Regions from separate parts of the Homo sapiens genome. Here region 1 is linked to region 2. Evidence: chromatin loops called from intact Hi-C (ENCODE). Cell type or tissue: psoas muscle. All regions are shown on one strand. Links, peaks and the distances in the headings refer to the core of each region. The heading gives the core; the rest is flanking DNA. Region 1 overlaps ACVR1 (activin A receptor type 1). Region 2 overlaps ACVR1 (activin A receptor type 1).

Region 1 (15,111 bases), core at 3,253-11,252, 73 kb after region 2:
ATTGTTGCTTGAATAAATTGGTGATTTTAACTATATAAAATTTGTAATAACCTGCACAACAAAGTAATAATTATTTCTATACAAATGGCCAACGGAGAAAAATATAAATAGCACATATCACAAGGATAAAAAGGGGGGACCAATAATTTTGATGTCATATTTTGATAATAAAAATCATAACCAAACAGCAAAATAGACAACGAACACAAGCATAGAAAGATAACTAGAAATAAAAGTGGCTTTTAAACTTATGAAAAGATGCTCAATCTCAATCAAACTAAGAAAAATGCAAATTAAAGCACATTAAACTGCCATTTTTTACCTATTGCTTTGGCAAATAAATAAAATAATCACTTGGGAGTCATACTTGACAGGCAAGGGCATGAGAAAACTGTTCTCACCCATCGTTGTTAAATCTAAAATCTGTCAAGGTCTATAAACAGAGCAACTTGGCAATAAATTTCTACCAAAATTATAATGTGTATAACCTTTGACCCAGCAATTCTACTAGAAATGGATCCCATAGATACACTCACACGTTTGAAATGATGTATATTCAAAGTTATTCCCTATAGCTTTGTTCACGATAATAAAAACTGGAAATGATCTATATACCCATCAATATTGTTAAGTAAATGACAGCACATCTCTACAATGGAATACCAGGTATTTACTAAAAATGAATGCGCCCGACACGGTGGGTCACACCTGTAATCCCAGCACTTTGGGAGGCCGAGGTGGGTGGACCACCTGAGGTCAGGAGATCGTGACCATCCTGGCTAACACGGTGAAACCCTGTCTCTACTGAAAATACAAAAAATTAGCAGGGCGTGGTGGCGGGCACCTGTAGGTAGTCCCAGCTAATTGGGAGGCTGAGGCAGGAGAATGTCGTGAACCCAGGAGGCAGAGCTTGCAGTGAGCCAAGATGGCGCCACTGCACTCCAGCCTGGGCAACAGAGCAAGACTCCGTCTCAAAAAAATAAATAAATAAAAAGAATGCAGCGCTACTATGGAAGAACTTCCAAGAAATATTATTTCAATAAGAAAACGTATAAAACCGTGGATACTGTTACCATGTGTGTAAAAGAAAAATTGTAATATATGCATGTATATTATATGCATGTATATTATATATACTCTGAAATCACTGAAAGAATACACAAGAAAATGGTAATACAGTGGCTGTTTCTAGAAGGGCCACTGGGTACTTGGGAGACAGAAAAGGGAGACTTAGTTTTCACTCTACACTCTTTTGTGCCTTTTTAATCTTGTATACATTAATTACATTACCTTTCTAAAAATAAATACTTTATAAAATAAGAAAAATACAAATATTCATTGCCAACACCAGATACCGGAAAACTTCTCTGGTGACTCTCACTGTTAACCACATTAGGAAACTACTGAGCTGAACAATTTTAACCCTGTTTCATAATTAAGAATCACAGGGGTAGCAATTAACTACAGCCATCATCTCCTTCTCCCTCAAATAAACATATACACAAAATAAAGTCTGTCTCCTAATTCCATTTCTGTTATTCATTACTTCCTCTTAAAACTAATTCAACCTCACACCACCTTAAATGGGCATAGAAGTGTCTCAAAATGCTCAAAGGATGGTAGCCAGAACTAACAACTATGCTAATATATTAACAGCCTCCAAAAAATAAAAATTTCACAAAACTGACACCTTGGCAGCAGCCCCAAGCCGTGCATCGTCTGCCTTGGAAAATAAAAACATACATCCTTAGTGACCAAAAGTCCAATGTCAACAGTCATGGCCTTGGTTTTGTCCCTAATGTGAAAGGTCTCCCGCCTACCCCCTTTAAATTATGAACTAACCTCTCACTTGAGGACTGGTGATTATTACAGTATAGCCATTTAAGGGACACTAGGCAGGCATTACTCACCCTGAGATTAAATTCTGCTTAAAAGGAAAAATATCCACAATATACCAAGTCAAGCCAAAAAGCAAGTTGTAAAATAGAATGTATGGTCATGTTCCACCAATTTTTAACATAATTAATATGCATATTTGTTTGTATATAAAAATATCTGTATAAGAAAAGGTTTGTAAATGGGAAAGTTTGTATTCCAAGATTTTAGCCAAAGGTGAAAGAGAGAAGGGAAGAACTTTTATCTCTATATATGGCTATACTTTATACTGTTTCGTATTATCTGAAATGAAATAATCAAAATTAACTTTTACATAAAATATAAAGCTATGGGGGGCTAAGGCAGAAGGAATACTTGAGGCCAGCAGTTCAACACCAGCCTGGGCAACATAGTGAGACTCTGTCTCCAAAAAAAAAAACAAACGACAAAAAAAAAAATAGCCAGGCGTGGTTGTGTACATCTATAGTCCTAGTTACTTGGGAGGCTGAGGCAGGAGGATCCCTTGAGCCCAGGAGTTTGAGGCTGCAGCGTGCCATGATTGCATCACTGCTCTCCAGCCTAGGCAACAGAGTGAGACCCTGCCTCAAAATAGTAATAATAATAATAATAATAATAAGGCTGTTTTATAATAATACATTGGACTTTCCTTTAAAAAGAATGCACCTAACAGCCACATCAGAGACTTTCCTCAAAAGCGTTAAATCTAAGGAGGCTGCACAGACCAACCCTGGCAGAATTTAATCCCCAATCCCTTGCTTCTGTCTCCACATACATGGTTCAAACCATATCTGAGCAACTCAAATGTTAAATTCAGAAAGACACACACATCAACATTTTGCACTTCAGGCTTCCCCTCACAAAACATCTTACTGACTCTATTCCAAGTAGGTATTCATATTACCCCCATAACTTATCATACTCTTAAAAGCATTTCATCCTGGATAGCGAGACATTTTTTTTTTTTTTGATACAAGGTCTTGTTCTGTTGCCCAGTCTGGGCTGCAGTGGTGCAATCACGGCTCATTGAAGCCTCAACTTCCCAGATTCAAGTAATCCATGTGCCTCAGCCTCTCAAGTAGCTGGGAATACACGAACCTGCCAACACACCTGGCTAATTTTTTTTTTCTTTTTTGTAGAGACGGAGTCTCACTATGTTTTCCAGGCTGGTCTCAAACTCCTGGGCATAACCAATCTTCCTACTTTGGCCTCCCAAAGCACTGGGATTAGAGGCATGAGCCACCATGCCTGGCTCAAGGCTTCTTTATGCTTTCAAAGCACTCCACGGGAAATGTATTATTAAAATGTAGTTCTGGAAAAGGTAAATGCAAGGACACAGCAAAAAGCCCAGTGATTGCCAAGGGCTAGTGGGGATGGGAAATGAATAGGTAGAACACGGAGATCTTTAGGGCACTGAAACTACTCTCTATAATATTATAATGGTAGATGCATGTCATTACTCATTTGTCCAAACCCACAGAATGTACAACACCAAGACTGAGCCTAATGTAAACTATTGCCTTTGGGTGATAATGATATGTCGAAGTAGGTTCATTGATTGTAGTACATGTACTACTCTGGTGTGGGATATTGACAGTAGGGGAGGTGTTGGGGAGATAGATGAGAACTCTTTCTATTTTCTGCTCAATTTTGCTGTGAACCTAAAACTGCTCTAAAAGAAATAAGGTCTATTTTAAAAGAAAAAATTAGGGCCGGGCACAGTGGCTCACACCTGTAATCCCATCACGTTGGGAGGCCAAGGCAGGTGGATCACAAGGTCAGGAGTTCGAGACCAGCCTGGCCAATATGGTGAAACCCCGTCTCTACTAATAATACAAAAAAAATTAGCTGGCTGTGGCGGCACACACCTGTAGTCCCAGCTACTCAAGAGGCTGAGGCAGGAGAATTGCGTGACCCTGGGAGGTGGAGGTTGCAGTGAACCGAGATCACACCACTGCACTCCAGCCTAGGTGACAGAACGAGACTCCGTCTCAAAAAAAAAAAAAACAAAAGAAAAGAAAAACTTAATGTAGTGGCCCTGTAAGGTGAAAAGGATGGCAGGGGCATTTTATAGGCAGGGAAACACTGGTAGTATTTATTTGAAAAACTTGGCCAAATTTAAAGAATAGCTGTGCAGATCCACCCAACAAAGCCTACTATGAAGGCAACGCCAGAACTAAGAACTATTAGGCTGGTCCTAACTTTCTTATATTGGATTCATATAAAAAAACAAAATAATCATTTGTGGCAAAGAATTTACCCTGTAGATTTGATCTCTGCCAAAGAGTATTAAAAGAAGTGATTTGTTGAAGTGGCTGCACTGCTGGTTCTGGCAATGCCGTTCTGAGAGCTCCTGGGTAAAGCTTACTCAGCTACCTTAATGCAGGCTCTTGGTCACATCTGCCCACAGTCCTTCAAGCCGCGTGCCCTCGTTCAGAGCTTCTCTCACTCTGGTCACTGGGGTACTCGGAGAGTAGAAGAGGCGTTCCTGGGATTATGAGTTCTCCAGCAGCTCTCACTTTGGCAGTGTGACGCTTACCAATGCTCCAGGCTGCAGAGGGAAAGAAGAAAGAAAACCAGCTAAGCAGAAGAAAATCCTGCAGTTGTGAATGTGGTGGCTAAAGGAAGTGCACATTTGGCACGCCTTTCAATTAGGACCACAAAACAAAGCTGATCTACAAGTGCAGCAAGTACAGAAAAGTTTGAAAACACTGATAGGAAGAGTGTGGAGGTTATGGATCTGTACTGGTCTTTAAATATTTTTCTAAACACAAAAACCAGTAAGATCGGCCGGGCGCGGTGGCTCACGCCTGTAATCCCAGCACTTTGGGAGGCCGAGGCGGGCGGATCACGAGGTCAGGAGATCGAGACCATCCCGGCTAAAACGGTGAAACCCCGTCTCTACTAAAAATACAAAAAATTAGCCGGGCGTAGTGGCGGGCGCCTGTAGTCCCAGCTACTTGGGAGGCTGAGGCAGGAGAATGGCGTGAACCCGGGAGGTGGAGCTTGCAGTGAGCCGAGATCCCGCCACTGCACTCCAGCCTGGGTGACAGAGCGAGACTCCGTCTCAAAAAAAAAAAAAAAAAAAAAAAAAACCAGTAAGATCTGCAGTCAGCACATTTCAAAATCAAGTTCTTTTAAAGCCTATACACTATGTACTCTAGCCCTTTCCTCTCTTTCCCTTGCCACACACAAAATCAAACAAAAATTTTGACCCTGCATGTACTATTGTGTGCATTTGAGGGAGGCGGATCATGAGGTCAGGAGTTCAAGACCAGTCTGGCCAATATAGTGAAACCCCGTCTGTACTAAAAATACAAAATTAGCTGGGTATGGTGGCGTATTCCTGTAATCCCAGCTAGTCGGGAGGCTGAAGCAGGAGAATCGCTTGAACCTGAGAGGCGGAGGTTACGGTGAGCCGAGATCACGGTGAGCCGAGATCACGCCATTCCACTCCAGCCTGGACAACAAGAGCGAAACTCTGTCTCAAAAAAAAAAAAAAAAAAAGTTTGAGCAGTACAAACTACAGAATGAAAAGTCTTTCTCCCGTTCCAAGATCCCTGGCCCCTCCTAGAGGCATCCAGTATACCAGAGTAACCAATTTCTTGTATATCCACTCAAATATATCTGATTTTGGTCTATTTTCAAGCAACAATTCTCTGGCATAGACAGATCTGGTTCAAAGGCTCATAAAACAATGGTGGGGAAGGAGTACAAAGCGGAAGGGAAGAGGAGGGGAGGCTCTAGATAACTAATAAAAAACAAAAACCCACCCAGGCCCCATTTTCCTTTAGGAAGACTTGAAAAACATCAACATTTGCCAAAGGAAGAGGAAATTTTTATTAGAACCAAACTTTCCCATTCAAATAGTTAAGTAACACAAAACACTGAAGAACTTACTGCCTTCAGAAAACAGCGCCTTTTTTTTTAACCTCAAGGAACATTTTGCCAAGAAAACCTTCACGTAAATAAATCTAACCAGAAAACAAGCCCCAAATGCAGCATTCTGCAATAATTATGGGGAAAAATCTTCCCATCCACCTTGGAATTCGAGGGAAATGTTTTACAGATACTATCAAACCGTTCCTCACTTCAGCTTAAATTGAGGCTCACAATCTATTTGAAAAGAAAATCTAGACACGTAAGGCACAGTAAGAATAAGACATGTAAAACTATCTTCCATAGGGAGGTCAACCAGAAATTTGTCTTTTTCAGCAATCACTTAGCAAAGTGAAAGAGCAAAAATGCATTTCTAAAGTGGGCATCCTTAAAAACAAACTCGCACCCGCAAACCCTTGAGTTTCAGAACAAACTGCTGAAATACTGGTATTTTCCAAGATGCTGGGGCCAGGGAAATCTGGCAGATTCACACTAAAGCTGCTTTCCCCTCTGCCAAAGTCTAACCGCATTTTAAGAGGAGGCCAGTGTTCAGCTGTCCTGCCTAGGGTCAACCATGTCTTTAAGTGAGAGTTACTGTACTGGTAGGAAGAGGTTTAGATAAGCCAGAAAATAAACACTGGTATATATTTTTCTGATTCTCTTTTTAAAAATCAGAGACTCTCTCTCTTTTTTTTTTTTTCTCATTATAAAGGTGCTACTAATTTGCCATCCAACATCCCAGCCCCATCATCTTCACTGCATGGAACTCCTTCTCATCCTTCAAGACAGTGTTTGGGTTCTCCTGCCTCTGTCCAGTCTTCTCTAAAGATTCTTATATTTCCCAGATCTTTCTAATTCCCCTGGTATTTATATTCTATATGACGAACAACCTAGCACTTAATTCTCTGCCATGCACTGGGTTTCTCGAAACCAATTCAAAACTAGGTAAAGATCACATATTATTCTTCACTGTTTGGCCCTCTTTCACGATACTTAGCATATACTTGGTACTCAAGAGTTAACTAGATAAAAATTAAATCTCCAAGTTAAATATAATTTAACATTTGTTTTAAAATTCATTGGACTCTCAAATAAACCATGGACTGAAATCAAAACTGTGGTGTACTATAAGAAAGACAAGGTTGGTAAAATGGGAAATAACGTGAACTGGATACTTAACTCTTCAAATGTTCTACTTGGCACCCATCTCCCCACAAATACCCTTCTATCAATAGGCAAGCTCGGCACACCTGAAAGGTAGCTAAAAACTGTTGTGTTCAAAATCCCAAGAGGGACTGAAAATATAAAAACCAACTCCCCAAAAAGATATACACACTAATTAAAATCAGTGCTATTGTTCAGGGGCTGTGGCTCATGCCTGTAATCCCAGCACTTTGAGAGGCCGAGGTGGGTGGACCACCTGAGGTCCAGAGTTCAAGACCAGCCTGGCTGACATGGTGAAACCCTGTCTCTACCAAAAATACAAAATTAGCCTGGCGTGGTGGCAGGCACCTGTAATCCTAGCTACTCGGGAGTCTGAGGCACGAGACTCGCTTGAACCCGGAAGGTGGAGGCTGCAGTGAGCCAAGATCAGCGCCACTGCACTCCAGCCTGGGGAACAGAGGGAGAATTTGTCTAAAAAAAATAAAAAATAAAAAAATAAAATAAAAAAATCAGTGCCATGAAATGAATATCTATATAGTAAACTCTAGCAAATTTTCAAAAACCATTCATTGAGCTGAGTTTTTTTCCAAAAATTTAGCCAACTTATTTGGCGATGGAGTTTCAATTCTTGGCAGCTAATCAAGCTGTGTAAAAGTCTGACCCTAAAGGGTCAAAGACACATTCCTGTGCAGGTGGTTGGAGGATGGCCATGAAGAAGGAGAAGGAAAATCCAATCAAATTTTCTAACTCTAATTTTGGGCATTTAACATTACAGTACAGTTTTCTTCAATCCAGTTTAAAAGAACATGCATAGTTTCTTAAAAGTTGTTGCAATATGATGGGACCTGAGTAACAGGCAAGCATAAAAAGCACTTAAAATCAAACAAGCTCTTGGCAGTCCACACAACAGCTAAGCAACAGGGGAAAAAAAAAATCAAGACAAGTTTTCTCAGCTCTTTAGTTACAATCATATCCTTGGCTTCTAGAAACTGTGGCTTCTAAACATTGAAAATCCTTACCCTTTCAAGAACCATTCCATACTCTCCCTGTCTGTTCACCCAGCCCATAAACCAAATAAATCAAGGTGTATCTTGCCGTGGAATTGCCATTAACCAGAACTACTTCAGAAAGCAGGATATGGTAGCAAGAACATGGACTTAGGAAGCAGCCAAACTCAGTTTTCCAACCTATTAAATGTGACCTCCGCAAATCATTTAACCCCTGAGTTTCAGTTTCCTTTTCCATGAAATGGGGTAAATACTCCCCATCTAGTTACTAATTATAGCAGCTATCATTTAGTGAGCTCTTAGTTCTATAACTGTGTTAACCACATTACTTGCATTGTCTGACCTAATCCTAACAATGAAATTGAGAGCTTATACTATTCCCAAATTATACATAAGAAAATGTGAATGACCATGAGAAATGGGAATTTCCAGGAATTTCTCCAGAATATATTCTTCTTAAAATACTTGCATTCTTTACTCATTATTTGGATATCCAAAAACATTGTTAAATGGGAACTATCACACTTAGTAGGATTTACAAAGAATTGTAGCATAGCAAATACTAAGATCCTGGAAAATGCTAGTGAACATTATTGGATGTTATGCCAGTAGCGGGCAAAATCCAGCCCACAGTCTGGATTTGTAAATAAAAGTTTTATTGCAACAGGCACACTTGTTCATTTTAAGTATAGTCTATGACTGCTTTCACACTGAAATGGTAGAACTGATAGTTGTAACAGAGTCCGTATGGCTTGCAAAACCGAAAATATTTACTACCTGGCCCTTTAGAAAGAGACTTTGTTGACCACTGCAATAACCTACATTCAGATCTACAAGCAAATTAACAGTACTACACAGATTCGTATGTTGAAGTCACCAATTTAAAGACTCAGTTTACTTCTAAAACTTATTTCTTGCAATACCAAGCGTAGGATATGTATACAGTATGCTATGCATATAAACTTATTTTATTTGCAAGGATGACACATCAATGGTAGTAGCAGATTGGGCCACAAAGACACATTTCTAACATGGCAACGGCGAGAAGAAATCATGACCCATTCTCTCCCACATGCTCCTATCCTGCACTGGCTCCAAAAAAGGTGGATCTTATCCTTCAACTCTGCAAGTCAGCTTTTCCTGTTCTTGCTTTCAACTTGACATCAGTGAATTCTTTCTACTGTCATTGTGTTGACTCATACAATTCTCACAGGAGGATTATAACACTTTTTCCCATTTACCTCATAAGTGATTTTTCTAGGGATTTGGAAAAACATATATATTTCCCAAGAAATCCTGAGAAGGAATTCTGTGACAGAAACACTGTTCTCTCCAGGTGTATATCTAGAGACAGAGTAGGAATCAAATATGTCAGACTTCTAGATAATGAAGAAAAAAAAGCCGGGGAACGAGGGCAGAGCATGAGGAAAAACAAAATCTCCAAGATGTTTTAAGGAAAAGATTCAGGTCTGCCTTACAGCCTAGAAAGACAACCAGGCCAAAGTGGAAATACAGTGAAGATGGGCTTTCCTAATGTTTTGGCCGAAATATTAGAGCACCTTTCTCCTCCAGAATTTAAAGTACAATTTGGCTAAGACAAAAGGGGCCCGCTATGGTTTACTTAATTACAGAGTGTAATTAAGTACCAGACTACACGTTTGAAGATAATCTGCCTACACTCCGTAACCTCGAAACCCTCAAGTGAAGTGGTTTGGTGGTCCATCAAAATCCCTTTCATCTGTCCAGCCAAAGATTCATTTACTCCTGCCAGAAATATAAAGTAAGGGAATCAAGGAGAAAACTTGAGGCAACAAAGGCAGTGAGTGGGCTACAGTAGCATAAAGAAGGTTCCATGCTTGAACCAACAGGTTCTGAGATGGGTCCCAGCCCTGGCCCATGTAATCTTTTCCTGCAAAACAGGCGTCATGACTCCCTTGCAGAGCTGCCACGTATGAAGTACATGGCACTCAGTGGATGCTAATAAATGGTAGCTAATGTTGTAAACTCAATATTTAAGGAGCAGCTATAAGAAGAGAAGTGACGATTACCAGGGTTGAATTATTAGGTTGAATCCTATGCAAAATTGCTGAGATTTGACCATTTTGACTCATCAAAATAGCAATTTAGGGCCAGGCACAGTGGCTTATGCCTGTAATCCCTGCACACTGGAAGGCCAAGATAGGAGGATTGCTTGAGCCCAGGAGTTGGAGACCAGCCTGGGGAATATGGCGAGACCCCATCTCTACAAAAAATTTAAAAATTAGCCTGGCATGGTGGTGCACACCTGTAGTCCCAGCTACTCAGGAGGCTGAGATGGGGGGACTGCTTCAGCCCAGGAGCTCGAGGCTACAGTGAGCCATGTTCATGCCACTGCACTCCAGCCTGGGCAACAGAGCAAGATCCTGTCAAAAAAGTAATAATAATAATAAGCAACTTTGAAATAAATATTACAAAGGGCTCCATAGGAAGCCTGAAAAGAGAACATGAAAGACTAATAGCCCAATACTCATTCTTCCACTGGTGGTGACTTAGAAAAAATCCAGACACCAAACAGGAAGGCTACAGACTAAAATAGAATACCCCCTTAAGTCAACTTCTCACCAGATATGAGGTGTGACTTCAGAGAAGATCAGATTCCACAAAAGACAGACACACATGCACTCCTCACTCATAAGTAACCCATGTCACTCACTCCTTTCTCTTTTTTTTTTTTGAGACAGAGTCTCACTCTCTCAACCAGGCTGGAGTGCAGTGGCACAATCTCCACTCACTGCAATCTCCACCTCCCAGGTTCAAGTGACTCTCCTGCCTCAGCCTCCTGAGTATCTGGGATTACAGGCGTATGCCACCACGCCTGGCTAATTTTTGGTGGAGATGGGGTTTTGCCATGTTGGCCAGGCTGGTCTCGAACTCCTGACCTCAAGTGATCTGCCCACCTCAGTCTCTCAAAGTGCTGAGATTACAGGAGTGAGAGATTACCACGCCCAGCCACTCCTTTCTCTCTCTCTTCTTTATTCCTGCTCTCTCCCTTTTCTATCCTTATTTCTTTCCCTATGCAAGGCCCACTGAAATCTTTGATTAACTAGTTTAGGAAGGAAATAAACACAGCCTTTCTGGTTAACTGATGTTACCAATTACACAGGAGGCCTTTCTATAAGCCTTTTAGAGCAGCTAGTAGCTCAATATAGACATCCAATGGATCCATCACACTTTCCCCCTATTTTTCTAATTCTCCTTCATTTTTTTCAAGTTCCATCAGCCTTTACCCAGTTAACAGGTCTGTGGTGGTTCCATGGAGTCAAATCAATTCCTGAGTGAGAAATGAGTTTCATGACAACTCATCAGGCCAGGGGTCCCCAACCCCCAGGCTGTGGACGGGTACTGGTCCATGGCCTGTTAGGAACCCGGCCGCACAGCAGAGGTAAGGGGCTGGCAAGTGAGCATTAGGCCTGAGCTCTGCCTCCTATCAGATCAGATCAGTGGCAGCATTAGATTCTCAGTGGAGCGAACCCTATTGTGAACTGCACATGTGGGGAATCTAGGTTGTACACTCCTTATGAGAATCTAACTAATGCCTGGTGATCTGATGTAAACAGTTTCATCCTGAAACCATACCTCTTCCTCCCCACTACTCCATCCGTAGAAAAAATGTCTTCCATGAAATCAGTCTGCTGTCCTGGGCTAACCCCAAGTAGCTTTAATCCAGCTATATGTACATCTCCAAATGGTTCTCAGCGAAGAATCAGAGCATCTTGAGTGAAGAGGGATTGAGAACAAGTGGAAGAGAAGAAAGAAGGAAATGGCCACTTCTTCCATTCCCCCAACACACGACTCCCTAAACAGAATCAGACTTCTCTGGTAATTAGATCGCCTTTCTGTCTGTTTGGCTCAGCTTTCACGTGTGTACACCCCATTGCAGCAGCACTCCAGCTCTCCTCATTACCATGAGACATCCGTGTTGTAACTGTTGCCTGGCAGGAATGTGGTAATCCTTGGTGATTATACTCACACATAAGACTATACAGGCTTTCATCAGCTCATGATCTCAGGCACTTTTACAAGAGTTCGCAAGACTGCCACCCACCAGGCCAGGACCAGATTTTCTGGTTTTCTAATGGAGTGTCTGGCATTTTGTTTCTCCTAGGCTGTACTATTTACCTTCACTAGACAGATATTTAGCAAAACTTCAACGAGGAGCCTCTTGAAAGTAGGAACTCTGTGTATTCAATGTGCTGCTATATCTCCAGTGCCTGGTCTAGCATCATGCCAAACTACTTAAATATTTGTGGCATGAATGAAGTTTAAAATTATAGAAAAAACAGGCTGAGCACAGTGGCTCATACCTATAATCCCAGCACTTTGGGAGGCCAAGGCAGGAGGATTATTTAAGCCCAAGAGTTCGAGACCAGCCTGGGCAATACTGTGAGACTTCATCTCCAAAAAATTAGCCAAGCATGGGTGGCACATACCTGTAGTCCCAGCTATTCATGAGGGCGAGGGGGGAAGGACTGCTTGAGCCTGGGAGGTGGAGGCTGCAGTGGGCTATGGTCACAGCACTGCATTACAGACTGGGCGACAGAGTAAGACCCTGTCAAAAAAAAAAAAAAAGAAACAAAAGAAAAGAAAGAAAAAGAGAGAGAAGGAAAGGAAAGGAAAGGAAAGGAAAGGAAAGGAAAGGAAAGGAAAGGAAAGGAAAGGAAAGGAAAGGAAAGGAAAGGAAAGGAAAGGAAAGGGAAAGGGAAAAGGAAAAGGAAAGGAAAGGGGAGAGGGGAGAGGGGAGAGGGGAAAAGGAAAAGAAGAAGGAAGGGAAAGGAAAGGAAAGGAAAGGAAAGGAGGAAGGTAGGAAAAGAAAGGAAGGAAGGAAGGGAAAGAAAGAAAGAGAGAAACAGAGAGAAAGAGAAAGAAAGAAAAAAAAACAAAAAGCATTAATAATTTCAAGCTCATAAACTTGGTAAAGAAAAAGAAACTTCTCTATCACTCTTACCATTTCTAGGGTAGAAATGGCTAAATTTCTACCCTAGGCTTAAATTCAAAGCAGTAGCAGAAAGTACCAAATACCTTCCTGCAAGTATTTATGTCATTACCAACCTAAGAAAAATTTTCACCAGATCATGCTTCCTAATTATGATTGAACAAGAATAAACTGAAAAAAAGACAATCAATATTATTTTTTATTATTTGGTTCTATTTATTGTTTGCCCACCAGCATGTAGGCATTTCTAAAGCTAGTCTAGAAACTGATTGCCCACTGTGCAGAGAGAACAAGGTAACAAGCAAAAAAACAAAAGAAAACAAAATCCAATAAAGTTAGGTAAAAAAGAAAAGAAAAATGAACAATGTTTTATGTGGCCTCGTTTTCTCATTGGTTTTGTGTGTGTATATACTACATACCCATAATTATGTCAGACAAGCCATGAATTGTATAAGTGTTTGCCAGTCCTGTAATGAGTTAATCTGAAAAATTAACCTGCACACTTCTTGAAAAGAAAAATAGTCTCTTACTTATCTCTGATTGTGTAATAATTGGGGTAGTATCCCTTCCATACTAACCAGTCAACAAATACTTGTTGGCCTATGAACAGTGAGTTAATTTAAAATAAGATTAAAGTCAAGAATTTAGGCAACTCTGGGTCTACCGCTGACTTGGTGGTCTTGAGCACTAGTGTCTTTCAACTCAGCTCTATCGTCTCTATGGGACTGAGCAGGGAGTCATCCAGGTCGATGGAGGTAACACTGAACCGATGAGCTAGACATGCCCCCGCACCACTGCTGTGTGACACTCAGAAGTCACTAACCCTTCTCACTCACCCTTCTCTGTTATCCTTTTATCCTAACTATAAAGAAAGAGCAGTGGCCCAAGTCACTACGTTTCCTTCTAGCTCAAAGATTCTTCTTAGGTATTTCTTTCATGATTGTTACTAGGATTCCTCAAGAATTATGCTAACAGCAAGGGGTATTCTTTAATTAAAGGTGCTGTTTTTGGGCCAGGTGTAGTGGCTCACGCTTGTAATCCCAGCACTTTGAGAAGCCGAGGTAGGCGGATTGCTTGAGCCCAGGAATTTTCTGGGCAACATGGCAAAACCTCGTCTCTACAAAAAAATACAAAAGGCCGGGCGCTGGGGCTCACGCCTGTATTCCCAGCATTTTGGGAGGTCCAGGCAGGCAGATCACCTGAGGTCAGGAGTTCAAGACCAGCCTGGCCAACATGGTGAAACCCCGTCTCTACAAAAATACAAAAAAAATTAGCCAAGCATGATGGCGGATGCCTGTAATCCCAGCTACTCGGGAGACTGAGGCGGGAGAATCGATTGAACTTGGGAGGCGGAGCTTGCAGTGAGCCGAGATCACGCCACTGCACTCCAGCCTAGGCAACAGAGCAAGACTCCGTCTCAAAAAAAAAAAAAAAAAAAAAATTAGGTGGGCATAGCAGTGGGTCCCTGTAGTCCCAGCTACTCAGGAAGCTGAGGCAGGAGGCTTGCTTGAGCCTGGAAGGCAGAGGCTGCTGAGATCATGTCACTGCGCTCCAGCCTGGGCAACAGAGGGATAGCAAAACTCTGTTTCCAAAAAAAGATAGCTTTCCAATCTACCTCTGTACTGCGATGGCACCCAACCCACTAATTAAAGAAAAAAATGTAAAAATAACATAATACTTTTTATTTAATTTAGCAGTTTCATTCTTAACTCAGAGATTAGTTTTTTGTTTTTTTGTTTGTTTGTTTGTTTTTTGAGACAGAGTCTCACTCTGTCGCCCAGGCTAGAGTGCAGTGGCACAATCTTGGCTCACTCCAACCTCTGCCTCCCGGGCTCAAGCGATTTTTGTGCCTCAGCCTCCTGAGTAGCTGGGATTACAGGCACCCACCACCATGCCCAGATAATTTTTGTATTTTTAGTAGAGATGGGGGTTTCCCCATGTTGGCCAGGCTGGTCTCGAACTCCTGACCTCAAGTGATCCACCTGCCTCAGCCTCCCAAAGTGCTGGGATTACAGGCGTGAGCCACTGTGTCTGACTGAGGTTTGCTTTTAATTTAATTTGCTCACCAATCATTTGCTCTCCAATTGAAGGATAACTGAGTACGAAAATGTACAAACAGAAGTACAGTAACAGTGGGTCTACCAAGAACAGTCTCTCAAGGGAGCAAAAGAATACATCCAGGTTCCCAAGACTGAA
Region 2 (15,111 bases), core at 2,466-10,465:
TCTCTACTAAAAATACAAAAATTAGCTTGGTGTGGTGGTGTGTGCGTGTAGTCCAGGCAACTAGGGAGGCTGAGGCAGGAGAATCGCCTGAACCCAGGAGGCGTAGGTTGCAGTGAGCCGAGATAGTGCCACTGCACTATAGCCTGGTGACAGACAGAGACTCTGTCTCCAAAAAGAAAAAAAAAAAAGAAAAAAGAAAAGAAAAAGATGCAGTGTTGGTAATGAGGAGCAGAATAATGAGAAAGGTGAAAGAAAAAAAATTACAGACTAGCTTTAGAGGGAAGAGAACAGAGAAGACAGTGGGGAGGGACAGTGGCACTTGGCAGGGCTCAGAGGAGGAAACACCTCCATGGTATCACAAGTCCCCATATATAAACTGGGTGCCGTGGAAGCACAGGTAAGCCTTCCAGGAGGGAAGTGGGGCATGGGCAGAATAGAAAGGTCAAGAGTTTGCAAGGCAGAAAAGATGACAGGGAAGAGAAACCCCTACGGAGTGGGTGCATTCCAGGCAGAGGGAGGCTATGGGGCAAGGACAGGAACTGACAAACCATCCTCTGACGTTGGAGAGGTGGAGAGAAGTTCTCTGGGGCTGAAATAGGTGCATGTGGTGGCAGGAGAGCCGGGGGAGAAGAAGGGGACAGGAGGTGAGGCCAGACTGCGAGGTGACACCTGCTGTCAAGGTAGGAAATGACTGATTTACAACAGTGCCTCATTTCTGCCAGAAAGCGATAATCAGCGTAGCCAGGCAAAAAAGTGAACTCTAAGTCCTTTAGAGGCAGCACCCAAGAAGTTACTGCCAAATCGTGAGCCAGCAAAGAGCACAGCATGAATTCAGGCAAGTAACTAAAAATACAAAGCACTTCAAGTGCCAAATGAGCAGTGCAAACAACAAATGACACAGGAAGGCAGGGGAAGAGGCGCTCTTAAATGGTGGCCAGGGACGGAACAGACTGAGCCAGGCCTCGCCTCCCATGTAAGGCGGCCAGCGTGACTCAAAGGGCCACGAGAAAGAAATAAAAAACATTATTCATAACCTACTCCCCCACAACTTTTGGCAGGGGTGTCTGATTTATACAATAGTTTTTTCCTGGGCATATGTCTAGTTGAAAGTTTTCTCTTTTTTGGGGTAAGCCTATCTTTATCAACCAATATCCCTCCCATTAGTTTGCTATATGGCTCTGAGTAAACCCCTTAGCTGCCAGGCCTTAGTTTTCCAATACCTTTAAAGCACACACCACAAAGCCAACGTGCAGATCAAATATGTCCTAGACATGCACTTTGAAAAGCATGAAACGCCAGTAGCCTCTCAAATGTCCAGAAACAAGTCCTTCCTCAAGATCTTGCCCCCGAGGTCCTGAACTAGACAGCCATCTTCTTTCCGCTTGACAGCTGCATGTGGGACCCGCAGGTCTCTCTGCATCAGTCCTCCCCTGCCAACCTCCACCCTATCCCACTGCCCTCAGTGAGATCTGTAGGAGAAAGCTGAAAAAGGAGTTCACCGTGCCCCTCCTCTGCATGTTTTCCATCAGTGCCGTCCATGGGAGCCCACTCCCTCCCCACCAAAGTCCATTCCCCACCACTGTCCTTCACATACCTGGACATCAGCCACACCAGAATTACTTGTAGTTCCATCAACAGGGCACCTTTATGGGATCCTTCAGCCTACCTTTTGTCTGGCATACCAACTGTCATCGTGGTCAAGTTTTATTTCTCATTCCCACCTGCACCTCACATCCTCCCAAGCTTGTCCAACTAGGTTCTTATTCAACCCACAGATGACTCAATTCATGCTTCTCACCTTCTGAGAAGACTGTCCCATCCTGCTACCACAACACAGGGGCCTAGACAAAGTTCAGTGCCCTCACCCCCATACTCAGTCACTTTCCTGTATACCTCAACCACAGTGACTTGATCTATTTATTTATAATAATTTGACTCTTCAACAAGAATGTGAGCACCTTTAAATCGGATATTCTGGGGATTTTTTGCCCAAGTGCTTCCCCAGAGCCTAACACAACACCTAGTGTATTACAGACACTAGATACACAAATAAATGTTGATTATATATGTCCATAATCCTTTTTCAAAACTCTCAAGGTTAGATGCATTTGCCAAATTTGGAACTTTTTACATTTTATAAAGGTAATAGCATACCCTATATTTTATGTAACATCCCCAGCAAAGTCTAAGGAGTATCCCCATGATCAAATATATTTCTTCAGCAAAATATATGACCAGTCACACTAGATGGAATAAATAAAGGTTATACACTGACACACGTCCATTCAGGTCATGTTTGACTATCACATGAGTTCAGGTCAAGTGTTCTGTCAAATAAGTTATGAAAAAGCTTTCGAGTTTCAAAGTTTTGGGGACTTCTCAGTTGCAGATAAGAAACTGTGGACCTGGCTATGCTTTGAATTAGCCAAAGGTAAGGGAAAGAGGAACTGATGGGAAGTTAGAGCCATGAGAATTCCATCCTTCCTTTCCTTCAAAAGAAATTGAGGGTCACATTGGAAAAAGTACTTTTCAAGTTCACAGCTAATTAATGGCAAAGTTAAACTAGAATCCAATTTTCTGTTTATATTCTAGAATTCTCCCTTACAAGCCACCCATGGGATAATGAAAGACATTTCTCTCTCTCCTTGCATCTCATGCCACAGTGTGCCTACTTCTCATTACAAACTCTCTTCATAATCCTCCAACTTGGGTAGTCACATCAGATATCCAGGTAATGAGGACAGAGTCTCTGGCATGTATATCCATACAAAGAGCTATTTTTAACAATTAACTCCTACAGAAGCGCTGAAATCCTTCAGAGGACAGAGCATTAGAAGTAAAGCTATTTTAGAGAGGGAAAAAAAGAAAATGGCCCATATTTGGCATCTGAGAGCACTATAAGTGAATACAGTGTTTCCTTCAGGTGTGGCACGTGAGAAAATTTGATGTGGTTCATGGACTAAACTTTTTCATCTCATTAGTTACATATTTATTTTCATAGTTATCTTCCATTTTATGCCATGTGATACTGGTTTTCCATTTCCAGCAGTGATAATAATTTCCTTTCAAAACAAAATTAACTTTGAAAAGAGTTAGCCAATTTGAAGGAAAAGATTCTGTAAATGATGGCACAAAGTAGCATTTGGATATGGAAAAAAATGATGAGGGCAGTATGAATGAATTGGGAAACACTGAGTTCACAGAAAGGCATCATTCTTCCTGGTGAGACATGATTCAAAAAGGTATATCCAATATTTGGGTTACTTCACCTAACATACCTCACAAGAGGGCTTCGAGATATTTCTCATGCCACGGCACAGATAAAACATGACTAATGAATAAATGGATGAGGCTGTTCATGGCAGAGGGGATGACAGCCCGAGTTCTGGCCGCTTGGCCCGGCCACACTGCCAGAGGGTTATGAGAATCAGTACCTCAGGCATTCCTGTAACTCATGGCAGGCACTTCTTCCTGAAAACAGGAGTTGGAAAGACAGCCTTGTCCCATGCTGGGTAAAGTACATGCTGTGACAGCTGTGTCCTGCCCCTCTAGCCCATTGTAATTCATGGGCTTACGGAGCCATGTACATTACTCAAAGTCCAAACTAATTGCATTCTCAGGAATCTGTTAAAATTATAAAATTAATTTCTATTGTTGGAATTCTCATCGATGTAACACAGCAAAAGTAAATGGTTTATAGATTACTGTGTAGTTGGACCCTACTAAAAGCATGTGTCAATATTACTGTAAGTTGTCAAAGGAGAGGGCAAAAAGCCTAGAGATGCTGCATGGCTATTCCCTGGGTTAAACTATGAACAAGACAGCCTTAGAGCTTGCATACCTCCAAAATCGAGAAAGAGAGGAGCACCACAAGAGTTCCAAACATTTGGTAGCTATGAAGAAAGGCTTCTTCAGAAAAATGTATCATTCACTGAATGTTGTGGCTGTTACAAGGTTTAGGATACAGATATTTCTCTTGGTGAAAGACTGCTTTTAGAAGTGTGTCAAGGAAAAGAGACTACTAGTCAGTAAACAGCAGCCAATAAAGTTTTGCAGCCTTCAACTTATTTTGTCATGAGGTTAGTTGACTACTCTCCTCTGTTCTGGATCTCTAAATCAGGGACATGAAATTCCAGGAAGTCAGGGGGAAAATAATTCTTCCCTCCCACCCCACCTCCATATTCCTGCCCCCAGTCATTGTCCTAAATGTTAAAACAAACAAAAAAACTGAAATTAATGAATACAAAAAATTGGCCCTAATATGATTTATCCTCTTATGCAAACCTTAATACACACAAAAGTAGGTAATTAACGTCATGAAACATGTTGGATATTGAGTTGCTGACAAAAATAGGAGTTGTCATGGTTTCCATACACAAGCCCCATTGCACTTAGGAGCAGAAGCACAAGCAGCTCCCTGGCTGACTCAAAGATTCATTAGAAGAGGTTCTTTTTTCAAAGTAAGTGCACCAAATATAAGCTTATTCTAACAAGTATGTCCTAGTCCCCACCCCATAAGAGGCACAACTTGGTCAGCAAGGATTTTTCTACAAGATACAAATGGTTTTTGACACATTTTAACCCTGGATTCCATCACAAAATAATCAAAGCCAGTAACAGTGAAACAAGAGTATGTCCACAGAGCCTTCCTGTGGGCAGTGAAGAGGGGAAACAAATGTACTAGGGCCAAGAGGTAGCAAAACAAGAGGCAGAAGACGGCCACTGTGATCTGCAAGCTCCTGGGTGGCCTTCATCACCCATTTTCCGTGGAAAGGAAACCATACCAAAGCACTTTCTATATGCCAGACACACATGAGATGCTTTACATATACGATCTCATTTAATCACCATAACCCTTTAAAGTAGATATTATTATTTTTTAAATAACGAAACTGATGTAAGTCATCGAGTCAGAGAGTATGACGTCAGACTCTGGAATGTTAGTGATTCCACTTCACTGCCTCCCACAGACCCAGCACAAACCCCACACAGCTCCGGAGTGCACTCTTCACACAGACTTCTGTATGCAGTGCAATGGCCCTAAGAGAACCACAGCAAGGAAGACAGAAGCACATCATGCTAATGTATCCAACCAAATTGGTGTTTGTCTATTCAATCTGGGTACACCGTCTTTTTTCAAAAACTCTCGTGTGTATTTGGCTGGGAGCCTCGGCATCACATTTTCTTACCCTAGAACTACTAAATCAGAAATGCTGGGGCTGGGCCCCGGGAATCTGTGTCTTCAGTACTCTAGGTGACTGTGATGCACATTCCAGTTTAAAAACTATCGATCCGAGTGAACCCCTGCCTTAAGTTCATATGGAAAATTCACACAGGGAAGGTAAGAAAGCCGTTTTCTTTCCTACCAATTCCAAATTCAATGTCAAATTAAACACCAAAAGTAAATTCCAAAGGACACTATTGAGAAATGCTCAGATGCAAAAATGGACTTAACTCTCATTTCCTGTAAAGAAACAGCATGAGGTTTATTATTAGTAGCAAATAAATGTAAAATTCCAATAAAAAATATAAAAATGCAACATATTTTTATGCTCATGGTTCACTTGAGGATCATATTACTCCAAGAGATCTATCTGGTCATCAATTTTTATAATGCATTCAGAAACTCAAAGGATGTATCATTATAATGACCTTCCTCACAGAAGATATTCATATATTTAAATGAGATACATTTTATATGCAATAATTTCAAAAATATATATTCTTTTAATGACAGTTCCTAAAGCTGCTAAGAAAATGAAATAGGCACATCACACCCTAGGGTATGGGGGATATTGTAAATTAGTACAGCTTTTATGAAAAGCAACTTGGCAATATGTGTCAAGCCATAAAAACATCCACATTCTTTGACCTATTAAGTCTACTTATTTTCAGATTAAGAATCATTTCCCTGAACGAAATCATCATGTGCACAAAAATGTCTACAATAGGCCCCAAATGGTGGAAACAGGATATCTAACAATATGGAAATGGTTAAGCTAATAAGATGTCATGTGACCATTTAAAATAAAAACAGCCTATTAAGCAAGATTAAAAAAAATACGAATAAAAAAGATGATACGGAATTATATCTATATATGATTACAACTAAGTTTTAAAAATGGGTGCATACAGAAGTAGAAAAAGATGTGAATGTTAAAATTTGAAGGCACAATTTCTCCTACTCATTTTTTTTCTGTTTTGGGAGAGTAATAATTAAAAGACTAACAGTAGTAAAACAGGTTTGCAAGCAGCATTGAATACTTTCAGGTTTAAGTTTAGATAAACTGATTTGTGTGTGGGGGGGTGTACATTGTGTGTATACACACGTGAATGTTCATAGAAGAGGGAACAGAGAACAAAAGAGAAAATATCAAATTAGTCATTGCCAAAGGACAGTGGCTGATTTTAAATGAGACAGGAGATACCCTTATCTCCCCTCTAAAAAAATCAAACCACATTACAGCACAGAAGCTCAACCCACAACATTCTGGGAACCAGTTAACAGTCTTGGTGATGATGCAAGGGAGAGATCAATAAATTAGAAAACAATCAAAACATTCTCCCTTCCTCTACCTTCCTTTTTTTTCTTTTTCTTCCAAAAATAATGTTAAACACAGGAACTACCAAGCAAGCCACCATTTGTTGAGCTAAATTTTAAACTGATGACTCTGACTTCCAACTGACTACTATTAATCACAGCTGATCTTTAAAAGCCACTTGGGTTTATGCCTGCAACACAGGGAACGGGTTTGCAACACGAGTTCTTACAAAGCCTGAATCCCAAGTCTCTGCTGAGCAGGCCTGCTTGGCTCAGCTCTGGCACCCCCACAGCTGGAAATGCTACTGTCTAGCTATGGAATGCCAACTTCCTCTTCATTTGGGGCAAGTTCCACATCATACAGTTTATTTGGACACCAATCCTTCTCTAAATTGTTTGTTAAGATAAACTAATCAGAATTAAAATTTTCAGTTCGAAGGTGTTTAAGAATGATTGGGGAGGGGGTGAGGAAATGAAGCTGACGTGCAATTTCAGGCAAAGTTCAGAACTTTATAAATCTGCAAAACAATTTCTCTGTTGCAAACAATTCTCAAGGGGCATCAAGGGCAGAAACTGCAAGGCAGCAGCTCCCAGTGGTTGAGAAACAATTACCAAGAAAACGTTCATGATTCCATTAAAAAAAAAAAACAACTTTAAAAAGAACTGTCAATTTACAATCCATGTATGTTTAATCTGAACACCTACTTTGATACCCTCAGAAGGTTTGTTCAAAGCAGATCCACTCTGCTATTAGGAAAAAAAACCACCTAAAGGCATGCCAATTTTAATTATTGTACACTAAAACTATATAAATTACCCCAATTCCACTACCTCACAGAAAGTCCTCATCTCTGGCTGTGCTATTCATGAAAATTATGATTGCCCACAAACCTCAATCCTTAGGAGAAAACATCAGTGGAATGTGGAATGGAAACAGCTATTAGAGACTTCATGCATTATTTCTTCTAATCCAGGACTCCAATGGGTCACAGGAGGCTAAAATGTAAAGCATCTTTTGGAAATGAACATTAATCTAAATATATGGCATTTTCTTCTGTTTTCCTGGAATAGTTTCAGACACATGCTCTGTGAAATAAGATTTTCAGTTGTGAAGATATGAAGAGGTTCATCTAGTTAATTCAAGGGATTCTGCTATAAAAACCACTTTGTGGGTAGTTGGGGCATGCCCAATTTGAAAGAGTATACTTAGTGCTTTCAGAATACAATGTACTTAAAGTAAAGTTCAACAGTATATTTGTGGCTGATTTGGGTACATGAAAGGCAAGGGTGAGAGCGCACTGTGGGGGACATAGGTTAAAAATGATTGACAAGTGCTTCTTTAACTGCTAAGGCATCACCATTTAATAAAACTACTTATAAACAGATCAACATAGGCCATCTATCCAGGGCTTCCTGCATTTAAATTTGACTCTTTCAGTAGGTACAGTCTGCTCATTATAAATAAGTGACTTCTGAGTGCAAAAACTGAGACTTTTCTCAACAATCCAAACTTAACAAGTCAAAATACCTAGAAAATAGCAGAATTCACCCTCAGATTCACTTGATCATTCTCCTCAAGTTAAAACTCCCTTGTGAGAAGAACAAAAAAGGAAGGAGGGTGGGAAGAAAGGTAAAACAGGAAGCTGGAGAAAGACAAGAATGAAATACGGACCAGTCCACCTACTATCCCTGGTGTCTACAGGCACGATCAGGGGGCTCTGAAAACAGGCCTGCCCCACTCACCTCTAGGGCCCAAGCATGCCATCTGGAGGTCTGAAGAAAGGCTTCCGCCACCAAGAGTCACCACTTGCAGTGCCTAAGCACAATTTCGAAGGGTCTAGGGATCAACTTGCTCCACCCACCACAGCCTGCACCCATGTGCACCAATGGGAGGCCTGAGGACAGGTTCATCCCGCCCAGTGCTGCCCCTGTCAGGGCCCATGTGCATCATCTGGGTGCCTAGGGATTGTCTGCTCAGCCTGCTGCCACCACTGGTGTGTGTGTATACCTTCTGGGGGATTGAGGATGAGCCCGCCCAGCCTGCTAGCACCCGCACACACATCATCTGACAGCCTAGGGAATGACCTGCCCTGCTGGTCACCACTGGAGCCTGAGCATGCCTCCTGGGGACCTGAGGACTGGCCTTCCCAGTAGGCTGGTACCCAAGCTTGCTGCCTGGAGGCCCAATGGCTGGCCCATTCCACTACTGTCATCATCAATGCCACACAAGCCACCCAGAAGCCTGATGATGAGCCTGTCTACCACCGCTGCCATTGCTGGCCCTTGAGCAAGATGCCTGGAGACACAAGGATGAGTCCATTGCATTCGATTCCATTGGTGCTCACATATGCCATCCAGGAGCAGAGGACCAGCATGCCTGGCTTGCCGCCACAACCACTTGTGCCCAAGGACCAGTCTTCCTGGCATCCCTATCCCAAGAAAACCCTCACCACAGCCTCCATTAATTTCAGCCTAAACCAAAAAGGACTCACAGACACCACTGATGCCAATTACAGCTGAAGTAATCATATGGATACTACACTAGTGAACACACCCAGAATCAAAACCAAAGCGCCCTACCAACCCAATATAGGAGACAGTCTTTCCCTACAAAAACCAAACCATAAAATTGGGAGAAACAAAGGTTATACCAGATGTGCTGATATCAACGTAGAGACACAAAGAACATGAAAAAAACAAGGAAACATGACACAGTAAAGGAACACAATAAGTCTCCAGCAACAGATTCCAATGAAGAAAAAATAGGTAAAATGCCCGAAAACAAATTCAAAATAATATTAAAGAAGCTCAGTGAGATATAAGAGAACACAAGTTAAAAATACACAAATAAATTGGAAAAACAATTCACGATCTGTGGCAAATTAAAGAAATGGGTATCATTAAAAAAAAAAATCAAACAGAGGTTGGGGAAAAGATGGCAGATAGGAGGCCTGACTAAATTGCAGCTCCCACTTAGATGGACAGAGCAACGTGTGGAGACTCGCACCATAAACCTTTGCTCCAATAACTACTCCAGGAATATACCAGGAAAGCTGAAAGAATCAACGGACCCTTTGAAGGAAGTGGACTGCTCCTGCAGGACCTGGGAGACAGTCCAAATACTCTGAGTGCCCAAACTGTGAAAGTGGGAAAGGAGGACTGACTGTCCACCCCCAAACACACACCCTCACTGGGGAACCTGAAGGTCCAGATTATGGAAGAAGGATTTGACCTTACCTGGAGCTGAGACAATTTAGAGAGCTGAATGAAATACAGGGGCACAGGAAGCAGCAGGAAATGCCCTATGGGCTCTCTTGGTCCCTGGGGAAGCCATTTCTGACTTGTCTTACAGCGGTCCTTGGGAAGGGCTGCCGGAGGAACTGGGAAAAGACCACGGGGAGATGGAAACCTCCAGCTGAACTGTGTAAAAATTCTAACCGAATGCAAAGTTTCCTTGCCCGAACTCAGGGGAGGGCAGGAATCCGGTGTCCAGACTCGACAGGTGGGAAGGCGTGCAAGCCCTGCTTGCTTTCTCAGCTGGGAAGCTGGTAGCCTGGAGCAATTCTCAGCCCTGCTGGCCCACTGCCTGGAAACAAACTTGGTGCTGTTGAGGGGGTGGGGAGCACAGTGGGAGTGAGACAGGCCTTTTGGGTTGTGTGGGAACTGGGTAAGGCCTATAACTGCTGGCTTTCCCCTACTTCCCTGACAACATGCATGACACAGCAGAGGCAGCCATAATGCTGGGAACATAACTCCACTGACATGGAAACCACAACCCCATTCCCCACAGCAGCCACAGCAAGCCCCACCCAAGGAGAGTCTGAGCTCTGTCACGCCTAACCCTGCCCCTACCTGATGGTCTTTCTCTACTCATCCTGGTAGCTGAAGATAAAGGTCATATTCTCTTGGGAGTTCTATGGCCCTGCCCACCACCTGATCCTCCCCTATACTACCACAGCTAATGCTCTCTTGAAAGCGCCACCTCCTGGCAGGAAGCCAACCTGCACAAAACTAGCACATCAAACGACTACAACTAAAGACCCTCACAGAGTCCATTTCATTCCCCTGCCATATCCACCAGAGCAGGTGCCGGTATCCATGGCTGAGAGACCTGAAGACAGTTCACATCACAGGACTCTGTGCAGACACCCCCCAATACCACCTGGATACTGGTAGCCCTGTGTGGGTGGCTAGATCCAGAAGAGAAATAATAATCACTACAGTTTGGCTCTCAGAAAGCCACATCCCTAGGAAAAGGGGAAGAGTACTACTACATAAAGAGAGCACCCTGTGGGACAAAAGAATCTGAACAGCAGCCTTGAGCCCCAGACCTTCCCTCTGACATAGCCTATCCAAATGAGAAGGAATCAGAAAAACAATTCTAGTAATATGACAAAACAAGGTTCTTTAACAACCTCCAAAAATCACACTAGCTCACCCGCACTGGATCCAAACCAAGAAGAAGAAATTCCTGAATTGCCAGAAAAAGAATTCAGAAGGTCGTTTATTAAGCTAATCAAGGAGGCACCAGAGAAAGGTGAAGTCCAAATTAAGGAAATCCAAAAAATGATTCAAGACCTATCAGATTAACAGCAGATTTCTCAGCAGAGACCCCACAAGCTAGAAGGGATTGGGGCCCTATCTTCAGCCTCCTTAAACAAAACAATTATGAGCCAAGAATTTTGTATCCCTTGAAACGAAGATTGATAAATGAAGGAAAGATTCGGTCTTTTTCAGATAAACAAATGCTAACAGAATTCGCCACTACCAAGCCAGTACTAACAAGAACTGCTAAAAGGAGCTCTAAATCTTGAAACAAATCCTGGAAACATATCAAAACGGAACCTCTTTAAAGCATGAATCTCACAGGACCTATAAAACAAAAAAATACCATAAATACATTTTGAAAAAACCAAGGTATTCAGGCAACAGATAGCATGATGAATAGGAATAGCATCTCATATCTCAATACTAACCTTGAATGTAAATGGCCTAAATGCTCCACTGAAAAGATACAGAATTGCAAAATAGATAAGAATTCACCAAGCAACTATCTGCTGCCTTCAAGAGACTCACCTAACACATAAGGACTCAAATAAACTTAAGGTAAATGGGGTTGAAAAGATATTCCATGCAAATGGACACCAATAGCAAGCAGAGGTAGCTATTCTTGTATCAGACAAAACAAACTTTAAAGCAACATCATTTAAAAAAGACAAGAGGAACACTAAATAAAGATAAAAGGCCTTGACAGCCGGGTGTGGTGGTTCACGCCTGTAATCCCAACACTTTGGGAGGCCGAGGCGGGCAGATCACAAGGTCAGGAGTTTGAGACCAGCCTGGCCAAAATGGTGAAACCCTGTTTCTCCTAAAAATACAAAAATTAGCTGGGTGTGGTGGTGGGTGCCTATAATCCCAGCTACTCAGGAGGCTGAGGCAGGAGAATCGCTTGAATCTGGGAGGTGGAGGTTGCAGTGAGTAAAGATTGCACCACTGCACTCCAGCCTGGGCGACAGAGCGAGAATCCATCTCAAAAAAAAGAAGCCTTGTCCAGCAGGAAACTATCACAATCCTAAATATATATGCACCTAACACTGGAGCTAGTAAATTTATAGAACAATTATTACTAGACCTAAGAAATGAGATAGAGAGCAACACAATAATAATGGGGGACTTCAATACTTCTCTGATAGCACTAGATAGGTCAAGACAGAAAGACAAGAAAGAAACAATGGATTTAAACTATACCCTAGAACAAATGGACTTAACAGATATTTACAGAACATTCTACTGAACAACCACAGAATATACATTCTATTTATCAATGCAGGGAAATTTCTCCAAGATAGACCATATGATAGGCCACAAAACAAGTCTCAATAAACTTAAGAAAACTGAAATTACATCAAGTATTCTCTCAGACCACAGTGAAATAAAATTGGAAATCAACTCCAAAAGGAACCTTCAAAACCATGCAAATAGATGGAAATTAAATCTCCTGCTCCTCAATGATCACTGGGTCAACAATGAAATCAAGATGGAAATTAAACATTTCTTTGAACTGAATGATAATAGTGACACAACCTAACAAAACCTCTGGAATACAGCAAAGGTAGTGCTAAGAGGAAAGTTCATAGCCTTAAAATGCATACATCAAAACATCTGAAAGAGCACAAACAGGCAACCTAAGGCCACACCTCAAGGAACTAGAGAAATAAGAATAAACCAAACTCATACGCAGCAGAAGAAAAGAAATAACCAAGATCAGAGCAGAACTAAATGAAATCGAAACAAAAAATACAAAAGATAAATGAAACACAAAGCTGGTTCTCTGAAAAGATAAATAAAAGTGATAGGCCATTAGCAAGATTAACCAAGAAAAGAAGAGAGAAGATCTAAATAAGCTCAATTAGAAACGAAATGGGAAATATTACAACCAACACCACAGAAATACAAAAGATCATTCAAGGCTACTATGAATACCTTAACGTGCATAAACTAGAAAACCTAGAGGAGATAGATAAATTCCTGGAAATATACAACCCTCCTAGCTTAAACCAGGAAGAATTAGAAACTCTGAACAAACCAATAACAAGCAGCAAGCCTGAAATGGTAATTTAAAAAATTACCAATGAAAAAAAAGTCCAGGACCAGATGAATTCACAGCCGAATTCTATCAGACATTCAAAGAAGAATTGGTACCAATCTTACTGACAATATTCTGCAAGATAGAGAAAGAGGGAATCTTCCCTAAATCATTCTATAAAGCCAGTATCACCCTAATACCAAAACCAGGAAAGAACATAACAAAAAAAGAAAAGTACAGACCAATATCCGTGATGAACATAGATGCAAACATCCTTAACAAAACACTAGCTAACCAAGTCCCACACCATATCAAAAAAATAATCCACCATGATCAAGTGGGTTTCATACCAGGGATGCAGGGATGGTTTAGCATATGCAAGTCAATAAATGTCATACACCACATAAACAGAAATAAAAACAAAAATCACATGATCATCTCAACAGATGCAGAAAAAGCATTTGATAAAATCCAGCATCCCTTTATGATTAAAACCCTTAGCAAAACTGGCATACAAGGGACATACCTCAATGTAATAAAAGTCATCTATGACAAATCTACAGCCAACATTATACTGAACAGGGAAAAAGTTGAAAGCATTCCCTCTGAGAATTGTAACAGGATAAGGATGTCCACTCTCACCACTTCTATTCAACATAATACTGGAAGTCCTAGCCAGAGCAATCAGACAAGACAAAGAAATAAAGGGCATGTGAACTGGTAAAGAGGAGGTCTAACTGTCGCTGTTTGCTGATGATATAACCGTATACCTAGAAAACCCTAAAGACTCCTCCAAAAAGCTCCTATAACTGATAAAAGAACTTACCAAAGTTTCTGGGTGCAAAATTAATGTACACAGATCAATAGTTCTGCTATACACCAACAGCAACCAAGCTAAGAATCAAATCAAGAACTCAATCCCTTTTACAACAGCTGCAAATAATACCATACCATACCATACCATACCATACCATACCATACCATACCGTACCATACAATACAATACTTAGGAATATACCTAACCAAGGAAGCAGAAGATCTCTACAAGGAAAACTACAAGACACTGCTGAAAGAAATCACAGATGACACAAACAAATGGAAACATATCCCATGCTCATGGATAGGTAGAATCAATATTGTGAAAGTAACCATAATGCCAAAAGCAGTCTACAAATTCAATGAAATTCCCATAAAAATACCACCGTCATTCTTCACAGAACTAGAAAAAGCAATCCTAAAATGTATATGGAACCAAAAAAGAGCCTGCATAGCCAAAGCAAGACTAAGCAAAAGGAAAAAATCTGGAAATAATACATTACCTGACTTCAAACTATACTGTAAGGCCACAGTCACCAAAACAGCATGGTACTGGTATAAAAATAGGCACACAGACCAATGGAACAGAATAGAGAACCCAGAAATAAACCCAAATACTTAACATCCAACTGATCTTTGACACAGCAAAAAAAAACATAAAGTGGGGAAGGATGTCCTATTCAACAAATGGTGCTGGGATAACTGACAAGCCACATGTAGGAGAATGAAACTGGATCCTCATCCTTCACCTTATATAAAAATCAACTTAAGATGGATCAAGGACTTAAATCTAAGATCTGAAACATAAACATTCTAGAAGATAACACTGGAAAAACCCTTTAGACATTGGCTTAGGAAAAGACTTCATCACCAAGAACCCAGAAGCAAAAGCAATAAAAGCGAAGATAAATAGGTGGGACTTAATTAAAGAGCTTCTGCACAGCAAAAGGAACAGTCAGCAGGGTAAACTGACACCCCACAGAGTGGGAGAAAATCTTCACAATCTATACATCCGACAAAGGAATATTATTCAGAATCTACAAGGGACTCAAGCAAATTAGCAAGAAAAAAACAACTTCATCAAAAAGTGGGCCAAGGACATGAATAGACAATTCTCAAAAGAAGATATACAAATGGTCAACAAACATATTTTAAAAATACTCAACAT

Evidence for each region. A loop is a pair of places that touch in the nucleus more often than their neighbours do. Peaks named below come from ENCODE experiments on the same cell type or tissue, not always from the same donor. Only the 100,000 strongest peaks of a DNase experiment are listed, where the experiment ranks them.
Region 1: a loop joins it to region 2, with 8 times the contacts of the local background. A loop is called at or near these places in 1 of 110 quality-filtered maps.

Annotation. Positions count from the first base shown.
Region 1 is chr2:157,814,116-157,829,226 of GRCh38, forward strand. ACVR1 (activin A receptor type 1) reads right to left here. Exons shown (of 11, transcript NM_001111067.4): 2 at 4,270-4,444. Among named protein-coding and RNA genes, the nearest start is that of ACVR1, 55 kb to the right of the region's middle. In psoas muscle, for the core only: no CTCF peak of the experiment used is centred there; no DNase peak of the experiment used is centred there.
Region 2 is chr2:157,741,455-157,756,565 of GRCh38, forward strand. The region is part of intron 9 of ACVR1 (activin A receptor type 1); the gene reads right to left. Among named protein-coding and RNA genes, the nearest start is that of ACVR1C, 120 kb to the left of the region's middle. RefSeq lists enhancers at 8,002-8,512, 8,513-9,022, 10,107-10,606. In psoas muscle, for the core only: no CTCF peak of the experiment used is centred there; DNase peaks (open chromatin) are centred at 3,407, 6,807 and 10,127; H3K4me3 peaks cover 588 bases; H3K27ac peaks cover 2,834 bases.